Linked DNA regions of Homo sapiens: region 2 is linked to region 1. The links are chromatin contacts, found by Hi-C or POLR2A ChIA-PET in ENCODE. All regions are on one chromosome and are shown on one strand. Each heading gives the region's core, a stretch centred on a gene start or an enhancer-like site at or near the end of the contact. The rest is flanking DNA. Distances are from core to core; before and after follow the strand shown.

Region 1 (5,004 bases), core at 1,813-4,312:
GAGCTGACAAGGGTGTGAAGGAACTGGAACTTCCCTACACTGCTGTGGGAATGTAAAATCGTATAACAACTTTGGGAAATGGTTTAGCAGTTTCTTTAAAAATTAAACTTCTGAGGCCAGGTGCAATGGCTCACACCTGTAATCCCAGCACTTTGGGAGGCCAAAGCAGGCAGATCCCCTGAGGTCAGGAGTTCGAGACCAGCCTGGCCAACATGGTGAAACCCCATCTCTACTAAAAATACAAAAATTAGCCGGGCGTAGTGGTGCAAGCCTGTAGTCCCAGCTACTCAGGAGGCTGAGGCAGGAGAATCGCTTGAACCCAGGAGGCAGAGGTTTCAGTGAGCAGAGATGGAGCCACTGCACTTCAGTCTGGGCAACAGAGTGAGATTCTGTCTCAAAATAAGTAAATTAAAAATAAATAAAAATTAAAAATAAATAAATAAAAATTAAAAATTAAACACCTGAGAGGTCAAGGCTGCAGTGAGCTATAATCATGCTACTGCACTCCAGCTTGGGAAACAATGGTGTGACATTGTTTCAAAAAAAAAAAAATTAAACATACACCTGCCATATAACACAGCCACTCTACTCCCAACCATTCTCTACCCATGAGAAATGAAAACATGTGTCCATACAGAAACCTGTATGTCAGTGTTCATAGCAGCTTTCTTTGTAATAGTCCCAAACTGGAAACAACCCAAATGTCCCTTAACAAGTGAATGGCTAAACAAATGATGGGCTAGCCATGGGTAGAATACTACTACTCAATGGTAGAAACTAATGAACTACTTATACAAATTACAACATGGATAAATTCTCAGGATAATTACTGTCTGTGAAAAAAGCCAAACAAGAAAGAGTTCCTACCGTGTAATTCTATTTATAAAAAATTTTAGAAAGTGCATCAAATTGCCTGGGAGATGGGCGAGGTGGGAGATGAGGACTGTGCAGGGCATGAGGAAGTCTTTGGGAGTGATAGTTGTGTTCACTCTTGGTGGTGGCAGTGGTTTCATGAGTATGTATGCATTTACCTCCAAACTTATCAAAGTGTGCAACTTCAATATATGCAGTTTATTGTCGGTCAATTATACCTCAATAAGGCTGTTAAAGGGAAAAAAAACAACGGCTGGGCAAGCTGGCTCACGCCTGTAATCCCAGCACTTTGGAAGGCCGAGGCGGGCAGATCACAAGGTCAGGAGTGATCACCATGTTGGATCAGCCTGACCAACATGATGAAACCCCGTCTCTATTAAAAACACAAAAGTTACTGGGCGTGGTGGCGATCGCCTGTAATCCCAGCTACTCAGGAGGCTGAGGCAGCAGAATCGCTTGAACCCAGGAGGCGGAGGTTGCAGTGAGCTGAGATCGCGCTACTGCACCCCAGCCGGGGTGACAGAGTGAGACTCCGTCTCAAAAAAGAAAACAAGAAAGAAAGAAAAAGAAAAAGAAAAAACATTGAGAGCTTTGGGAAGGGAAGGTAGCAACATCTTTCTAAGGTCAAAGGGCAAGGCTGTGCAGCTGATGAGATCAGAGATCTCACAGTGGTGCTCCCCTATCCACTCAGTCTTCAAGGAAGACACCTCCTCTCTGCTGGGCTTTGACTAAGGCTGCATTTCACTTTCATATTGTGTAATCCAGCTGCCCCAGTTGCCAGCTATGGGGTCCTGTGACACTGCTAGCCAACTGGGAGGAACCAACCGGTCACCAACTAACTCTGCTTCTCAGATGTGGGGGGAAATCCAAGCATCAGAGTCTCATGAAAACGAAACTTCAAGAAGCCTCGCAGAGCTGGGGTGGGGGTGGCAGAGGGTGGGGGGGCGTTCAGGCCACACCAGGCAGCAGCAACTGTGCGTGGAATGGCTTTGGCCAGGGCCTGGGCAGACTGGCCCGACTGGATGTAAATTATTCAGGGTCTCGCTTAAAAACACACACAGATCATGGCGTTACTAATTCCTATAGAGAGTCCATGGATGGCCTTCAGTGGGGCTTTGACCCCAAAATCATATGCACATTTTGTAACTATGTTCATTCATGCATTTTTCTGGGGGCCGGGGGTTCATAGCTTTCATCAGACCCTCCAAGAGCTCCCTGACTATAAAAAGATAAAGAAGCGCTGACAAGGATAGAGCTAGACCCTGCTACTGTTTTCCTCCTTCCTCTGGCTGCCGGGACAAAACCCCTAGGAATCGCTCATTCCGTCCTCCCTGCCGAGATCAGAGCTCCGCGACCCGCTTTCTTCTCGAATACACCAAGCGATCACAGATCTCTTCCCCCTTTTTCTGCGAGTGTAGACTCCAGGCTGGCCCCCACTCCCCACCCCCATCCGGTCCCGACCGCCTCTGCTGGTTTCCTGATCGCTTAAGAATTGGAAGTTGTTTCCAGGTCCCCAGGTGTGCAACTTGCCCGACGCGTTTCCCCCTGGGACACAGCTCCTCCCCACCCTCCCAGCTCCCACTGACATAATTTACTTTTGCCTGGGAGTCGGGAGGAGTAGTTTCTCCCGGACCCCTCCGAGGACCGCGTGCTATGCAACACCCGCCCTGCAGTCCAGGCGCCTGGGAGAAGCGCACTCGCCCGTGTCTCCAAACTGCTGGACGCCGCCGGCTCCGCGCTCCCGTGGCCAAAACGGGCTTCTCAGAACTGCTCCTGACCTCGGCCTCGGAGACCCCAGCCAGGCCGCCCGCTCCCTTACGTGGGTGACCCGGGCGCAGCGGCGGCGCTCTCCCTGCGACCCCGGCTCCCGGCACGTGTCCCTCCTGCCCGGCGCCGCGTCCCCTCCCCGGCCTGGGCCTGCGCGCACCGCGCTCCCGAGGGCACCGACGCCCCCGCACGGCCCGGGGAGATGGGGCGCCCGGTTCCCTCCAGCTCCACGTCCCGGCCCCCTTCCAAGTCCCGCCCGGGCGCCCCTGCTCCCAGCTCCCTACCCCGCGTCGCCGGCGGCCGGAGCAGCAGCAGCAGTAGCAGCGCCGGGAGACCGAGGGTCCGGCAGCCGCGCGCCCGCCGCGGGGCCATGGCGGCAGCTCCACAGGACACCGCTGGACTCCCCGGGCGAGCGCTGCCCAGGCCGGGGGGAGGTGGCGAGCGCTGCTCTGGGACCTGCCGCCCCGCCAGTCGCATTCGCTTTCGCTTTTGCTTTGGCCCCCGAGGGCTCGGAGAGGTGCAAAGCGGTGACAGATCCGTGACTCAGCGTCCCCACCCCTGCTGGGGAAGGAGCCCCGCCGGCCGCCGCGGCACCGCACAGCCACCCCTGTCCCCGGGACGCATGGGCCGTGCCCGGTGGGGACCCAGGACCTTACCCACGCAAGCCCGGGAGCCTCCCGGTCCTCCGCGCTCGTCGTGCTCTGGGACCTCCAGTGTGCACTCGGTCCGGTGTCCCCACTGCGAAGAGAGTGGGCAAAGTCATCGGAGAGCAGACTCTCTCCAGCCCTCTCTGCGGCTCGGATCCACTTGACCTCGCCCGGCGCTGGTCGCCTCCAGCTGCTCCGCCTTCGGCTTTCCTGGTCTCCCTCCGCGGCCCTGCGCTCGGTTGTGAGCGGCCGGCCTGGGTGAGTGCCCGCGGAGGTGTCGCCGCGGTGCGGAGGCGCGGGCACCTGCCTGGTGCGCTCTGGCCCGGGCGGAGCGCAGCCCCCGCCACCTGCTGGCTCCCGCGGCCCCCGGCGCCCGCTGGGGCCCCAGCTCCGCCACTTCGCCGAATTCCTGCTGCAGCTTTGCTCCCCTAGAAAATGCCTCATCTTAGAAGGAGAGGGGGCGGAGGGGGGAGAAGGGGGAGAGGAGCCACAGTGCTTCACCTCTGAGCCTCGCTTCCTTAGGTTCTTCCAGGCTGCCATCCTCCTCTTTGGCTGGTGGGTTTTTTTCTTTCTTGGGGTCTCAAGTGAAGCCTGAGAACCGGGTCTGTAAGCTCCCAAGTGCAGATTCTCAGGTCTAGCGGTGACATTGGACAGGACGAGACATCTCCAAGCCTCGGTCATTGCCTCTTAAAATCTCACAACGTGTTTATGAGGCTTTTGTGACATACTTGCAAATTCTCTTTGAAAACGAAATAATCTGTACAATAATCCCCCAAGACACAGGTTTACCTTTATAACAAACCTGCACTTATAACCCTGAACTTAAAAGTTAAATAAAAGAATTTAGGGCCGAGCGCGGTGGCCACTCCTGAAATCCAAGCACTTTCGGAGGCCAAGGCAGGTGGATCGCCTGAAGTCAGGAATTCGAGACTAGCCTGGCCAACATGGTGAAACCCCATCTCTACTAAAAATACCAAAATTAGCTGGGCATGGTGGCGGGCGCCTGTAATCCCAGCTATTCAGGAGGCTGAGGCAGGAGAATCACTTGAACCCAGGAGGCTGAGGTTGCAGTGAGCTGAGATCGCACCACTGCACTCCAGCCTGGGCAACACAGCCAGTTCCTGTCTCTTAAATTTAAAAAAAAAAAGTAGAAAGAATAATGAACCTACCATCCGGCAGTGACCACACAAGGTCCATTCTTTTTTTCTAAGCAGGAATAGCCACCCTTACTCCAACTGGGGAAATCCCACATTATTCAATTTCTCTCAATACTTAATAATAAATCTCAAGATGATAAGATCAAATTTAAAAATTAACAATATTCCTTAATATTCTCAAATATATTGAGGGTTTATTGAATGCAGGCTAAGCATAGCATGTATACAATAGAGCATTTTTTATTCTATGGACATTTATGAAGTAGAGATTTCTCCATTATTACAGACTCTTTGTAAAAGTTTTTAATGGCTGCAAATTATCATAGTTTAACATCCCCTCTATTATTTTAATATTAAAGATAACATTGTCATAAATGTCTTTCTACAAAATCTTGTGAATTTAAGATCGCTTAGAATAGATTTCCTACAGTGGAACTATTGAGTCAACTGGTAGGGAATATTTTTAAAGGCTTTTTCTCTTTTAAACAAATATTTCTATCTTGCTTTCCAAAAGTCTTGTATCAATATACCTTCTAACTAGCATTGATTGTGTTAAAGTA
Region 2 (5,004 bases), core at 1,165-3,664, 190 kb after region 1:
CAAACACTCAAGACTTACGACTCAGGGCCTCTGCAAGTTCCCCCTGCCTGGAGCAGTGATAGGGTGACTCTTTACCAGCAATATGAGGATCCCATTTGTTTGGATCATTTGTAAAGGTAACTTTTCCCATTTGTAACTAAAAAGTTATCTGTGGAGGGATCCTTTGCAGTCACTCACAAAGTGTGAATAAAATATCCTGTTCCCAATAATCTTTATAAAAAATTTAAAAAATTATTTTATTTCATTTTGTCATGTCCTTGAGTCATAGATATATACACACATATGTATATATATACACACATATGTATATATATACACACACACATATATATATACACACACACATATATATACACACACACACATATATATATATAGAGAGAGAGAGAGAGAGAGAATCTCACTTTGTCACCCAGGCTGGAGTGCAGTGGTGCCATCAGGACTTGCTGTTGTCTAGAATTCCTGGGCTCAAGCGATCCTCCCACCTCAGCCTCCCGAGTGGGTGGGATTACAGGAGGGTGCCACCATGCCTGGCTAATTTTTTAATTTTTAATTTTGTAGAAACAGGGTTTCACTATGTTGCCCAGGGTGGCCTTTAATTTCTAATGTAAACATTTTTAATTGTGGTAAATACACTTATAATTTACCATCTTCAACATTTTTAAGTATACAGCTCAGTGGTGTTAAATATATTCAGTGTTGTACAACCATCACCACCAACCATCTCTAGAACTTTTTCATCCTGCAAGACTGAAACTCTGCACCCATTAAACAATAACTCTCATTCTTCACAATCCCCAGCTCCTGGCAGCCACCATTCTTTCTGTCTCTGAATCTGACTATTCTAGGGAACTCATGTGAGTGGAATCTTACAACATTTGTCTGTTTGTGCCTGGCCTATTTCACTTAGCATCAAGTGCTCACGGCTCATCCACGTTGTAGCATGGGTCAGAATTTCCATCTTTTTGGAGGCGGAGTAATGTTCTGTGTGTTTAGTCACATTTTGTGTATCCATTCATCTGTTGTTGGACACATGGATTACTCTACCTTCTGGCTGTTGTCAATAATGCTGCTGCGAACATGGGTCTACAAACATCTCTTTGAAACCTTGCTTTCAATTCTTTGGGGTGTGTATATACAAGGAATAATCTTTTATTTCATAGCTTTAGCATCTATTGATGATTCTTGAGTGAAACACTTATCAGAGTGTCCGTAAAATGGCTATTTACCATTTTTGTCATTCTTTCCACATTTATTAGTTGGCATTCTTTTGTAAAGAAGCTCTTTCCTGCCCATCCTCCCTTTTACTAGCTTTAATTTCATCATCATTATTAATAGTAGTAATAGTACCAATGTGGACTCCGGGATTTTTAAAATTATGACTGCATGTGTTAGAATCCATTCCTGACATACTCAATTGATGCTCAAGCCACTCCCAGTTTGGGTGAGAACCCTTTCAGGCTGGCTGCTGTGTCCTTGACACGCCCCCTTCAGCTTTTGAGCTCTGTCTTAACTCCTGTTCCAGGCTCCTTGTGTCCTTCCCAGTCTCGGCCTTGGGAGCAGCCACTCCTCCAAGGATCCCTGGGTACTTTCAGTGGAGGATGGTCCTTAGAAGGCTGGATCTGGGCTTTTGTGTGCCTCTTCTTGCTACCGGAGTGTCCGTGTTTCCAGGGCGTTTTTCATGGATGGAGCTGGGAAACATTTTAAAATTGTAAATTCAAACGGATCAGTTATTCCAGTCCAGCAGCACAGAGTTCTTCCTCTCCTTCCCCCGTCCCATAATTGTATCTTTCATTTGCTTTCTGTGTTTTCCCCAGGAATGTTGTCTTCATCTTGAATCTCCTTTGCTACTGGCTGTACTCATTAGCAACATAAAATTCCTCGTGATAACCTCTGACCCCTATCCCATGTGTGATGACACCGAGTTGAGGGAGATCAGACATTCAATGCAGAGGTGGGGGCCAAGACCAAGCCTCCTGGGGCTTAAGAAAATATCTCCAGAGACGGGAAGTCTGGAAGGGAACTCCATCACGAATATTTTATGTTCCCTCCCTCTATTGTTCTCAATCACTGCACAAGTGTATATTACTTTTTTTAATAACAAAAAGGAACTTTTAAGGTAACCCCCCACAACCCTATATAGACTGGATGTCAACTCTTTAGTCCTAGATACACCTGGAGCCTGGCGTCGTGGGGACAGAGGCAGGTCCCTGTGCTGAGGGCGGTAAGACAGGGCGGGTAGGTGGGGACCCAGCTGGGAGGTAGGGGGGCCAGACGGGACATCAGCTCCCGGGAGCCCCGCTCTGGGCACGGTGCGCGCCTCCACCCTCCATTGCACCCCGCGCCTGCTTCCTCCCAGGTGCACCTCGGGCGCCTAAGCCAGCTGGGTCCCGGGCCCCGGGAGCAGCTGCGGGCCCGACGGGGGCGTGGCGGGACCGGCGGGGGCGGGGCCTGGGGGTGGTCCGCGCGGATTGGCTGCTGCCTGCGGCGCACGAGCCGGTCAGCGCGCACCCCGCCCTTCCCGGGCCGTGCGGCACGCCGCGTTCACGTGCTGTCGCGCGCCCTCCCGGCGTGCGCCGCGCGGCCCCAGCCTGCTCTGCGGCGACTGTCCGGCTCGTGAGCTCCGCGTGGATCCGGCGCTGGGCCCCCTACGCTCTGGGGACCTGGGGTTGTGTTTCCGGCAAAGGATGTTTTCCGAGAAGGCCTGGGAGCGGCTGTAAATAATACCCGAGAGGAAATAGGCCCGGCAGGTGTTTTTGCGCGTCCCGGCGTTGGGTGTGGCTGCGGCGGGCGTGCAGGCCGCAGATGAGGAAACAGACTAGGAGGGATTTAGGCATCTGGACTCTGCGGGGCGGCCCGGGCGCGCAGCCCGTTTCCCTGTGGGTTGAGGGCGCGGGAGAAGTGGGCGGCCCACCCCACCCCGCGCGTGGATGCGGGGCTGGGGCAGGTCCGCGGTGGAGGCGCCGCCAGTGAGCACCCGGGGACCGCTCCTAGCCCCCAGTGTGGGACACAGACTCCCTGAGGACCTCGTATGCGTTGGGTCTGTGGCTCCATCCGAATCTTCATGAACAGGGCCTGCGGTGAATTTGGGGAGAGTGAGTGAGCGGGTGAAGGGTCAGGAAATAAGTCACAGGAGGCATGGTTGAAGAATTGGGGATGTTTAACCCAGACATGGCAGGACTGGGCACACTTGACCCCTGTCTGGAAGTATTTGAAAGACTTCTGAAGGGGGCCAGCCCCTCCACACCTGTGGGTGTTTCTCGTCAGGTGGGAGGAGATACTGAGAAAAGAAATAAGACACAAAGTATAAAGAACAGTGGGCCCAGGGGACTGGCACTCAGCATACGAAGGACCCGCACTGGTGGCCGTCTCTGAGTTCCCTCAGTATTGATCATTATTTTTACTATCTTGGCGAGGGGAGTGTAGCAGGGCAACAGGTGGGGAGAAGGTCAGCAGGGAAACATGTGAGCAAAGGAATCTGTATCATGAATAAGTTCAAGGAAAGGTACTGTGCCCTGATGTGCACATAGGCTAAGTTTATGTTTCCCTTTACTCAGACATCTCAGTGTAGCAAAGAGTAACAGAGCAGTATTGCTGCCAGCATATCGCCTACAGCCACAGGGCGGTTTTCTCCTATCTCAGAATAGAACGAATGGGATTGGTCTGCTTTACACCGAGACATTCCATTCCCAGGGATGAGCAGGAGACAGAAGGCTTCCTCTTATCTCAACTGCAAAGAGGCCCCCTCTCTTTCACTACTTCTCAGTACAGACCCTTTACGGGTGTCTGGCTGGGGCACGGTCAGGTCTTTCCCTTCCCAGGAGGCCATATCTCAGGCTGTCTCAGTGGGGGGAAACCTTGGACAATACCCAGGCTTTCTTGGGCAGAGGTCCCTGCAGCCTTCTGCAGTGCATGGTGTCCCTGGTTAATCGAGAATGGAGAATGGCGATGACTTTTACCAAGCATACTGCCTGCAAACATATTGTTAACAAGGCACATCCTGCACGGCCCTGAATCCATTAAACCTTGATTCAATACAGCACATGTTTCTGTGAGCATAGGGTTGGGGCTACAGTTACAGGTTAACAGCATCTCAAAGCAGAAACAATTTTTCTTAGTATAGATCAAAATGGAGTTTCTTGCGTCTTCCTTTTCTGCATAGACACAGTAACAATCTGATCTCTCTTTTCCCCACAACTTCCTTATGAGGAAGAGGCTAGACTTTCCTTCTCCCTGGGGGCACAAAACAGATTTTCCCAGGTGGAGAATTTCAGGTCAGTTACACAGAGCCGGCAGGGATGAACATGTCTGGCGTTCTTTGCAGGAGCCAGATGTTTACCTATGTTAGTGGGAGAATAGTGGAGCTCAGATGCAAGTTCTCATCTGCCAGACTCCAAAGCCCTTGCCTTTTCTCGATGCGTCTATTTTTTTGTAAATGTTTTAGTTCAGAGGTACATGTGCAGGTTTGTTATATAAGTAAACTCGTTTGTTGTAGATTATTTCATCACCTAGGTATAAGCCTAGTACCCAGTATTTTATTTTCTTTTTTCTTTGTCTTTGTTTTTTTTTTTGAGACAGAACCTCACTCTGTCGCCCAGACTGAAGTGCAGTGGTGCTATCTCCGCTCACTGCAACCTCTGCCTCCCGGGTTCAAGCGATTCTCTTCCCTCAGCCTCGTGAGTAGCTGGGATTACAGGCGTGGATCACCAGGCTCAACTTTTTTTTTTTTTTTTTTTGAGACGAAGTCTCACTCTGTCATCCAGGCTGGAGTGCAGTGGCACGATCCCGGCTCACTGCAACTTCCGCCTCCTGGGTTCAAGCGATTCTCCTGCTTCAGCCTCCCCAGTAGCTGGGATTACAGGTGCCCCGCCACCACGCCCAGCTAATTTTTGTGATTTTTAGTAGAGATAGGCTTTCTCCATGTTGGCCAGGCTGGCCTCGAACACCTGAGCTCAGGTGATCCGCCCGCCTCGGTCTCCCAGAGTGCTGGGATTAAGGTGTGAG

What was found. A loop is a pair of places that touch in the nucleus more often than their neighbours do. ChIA-PET counts read pairs that join two places held with the same protein, here RNA polymerase II (POLR2A). Pooled maps may share reads with other maps.
Region 2: a map of naive thymus-derived CD4-positive, alpha-beta T cell shows a loop between it and region 1 (2.1-fold over the local background). The contact joins the enhancer-like site here to the promoter of IL15RA in region 1. A Hi-C loop is called at or near these places in 2 of 168 maps with a recorded cell type or tissue (endothelial cell of umbilical vein and naive thymus-derived CD4-positive, alpha-beta T cell), 12 of 37 single-sample maps with no recorded cell type and 12 of 50 pooled maps. POLR2A ChIA-PET finds 5 or more read pairs at or near these places in 2 of 52 experiments (Caco-2 and IMR-90).

Annotation. Positions count from the first base shown.
Region 1 is chr10:5,974,481-5,979,484 of GRCh38, forward strand. IL15RA (interleukin 15 receptor subunit alpha) reads right to left here and starts at 3,063. Exons shown (of 7, transcript NM_002189.4): 1 at 2,925-3,063. The coding sequence starts at 3,012. RefSeq lists enhancers at 1,317-1,586, 1,717-1,796 and silencers at 2,687-3,066, 3,157-3,826.
Region 2 is chr10:6,161,262-6,166,265 of GRCh38, forward strand. It overlaps a transcript of PFKFB3 not described here. Among named protein-coding and RNA genes, the nearest start is that of MIR3155B, 12 kb to the left of the region's middle. RefSeq lists a silencer at 2,162-2,641 and enhancers at 3,052-3,161, 4,881-5,004. Within about 2 kb of position 2,415, at least 30 of the 41 ENCODE cell types and tissues checked have a DNase peak (open chromatin) inside an H3K27ac peak, as active enhancers do.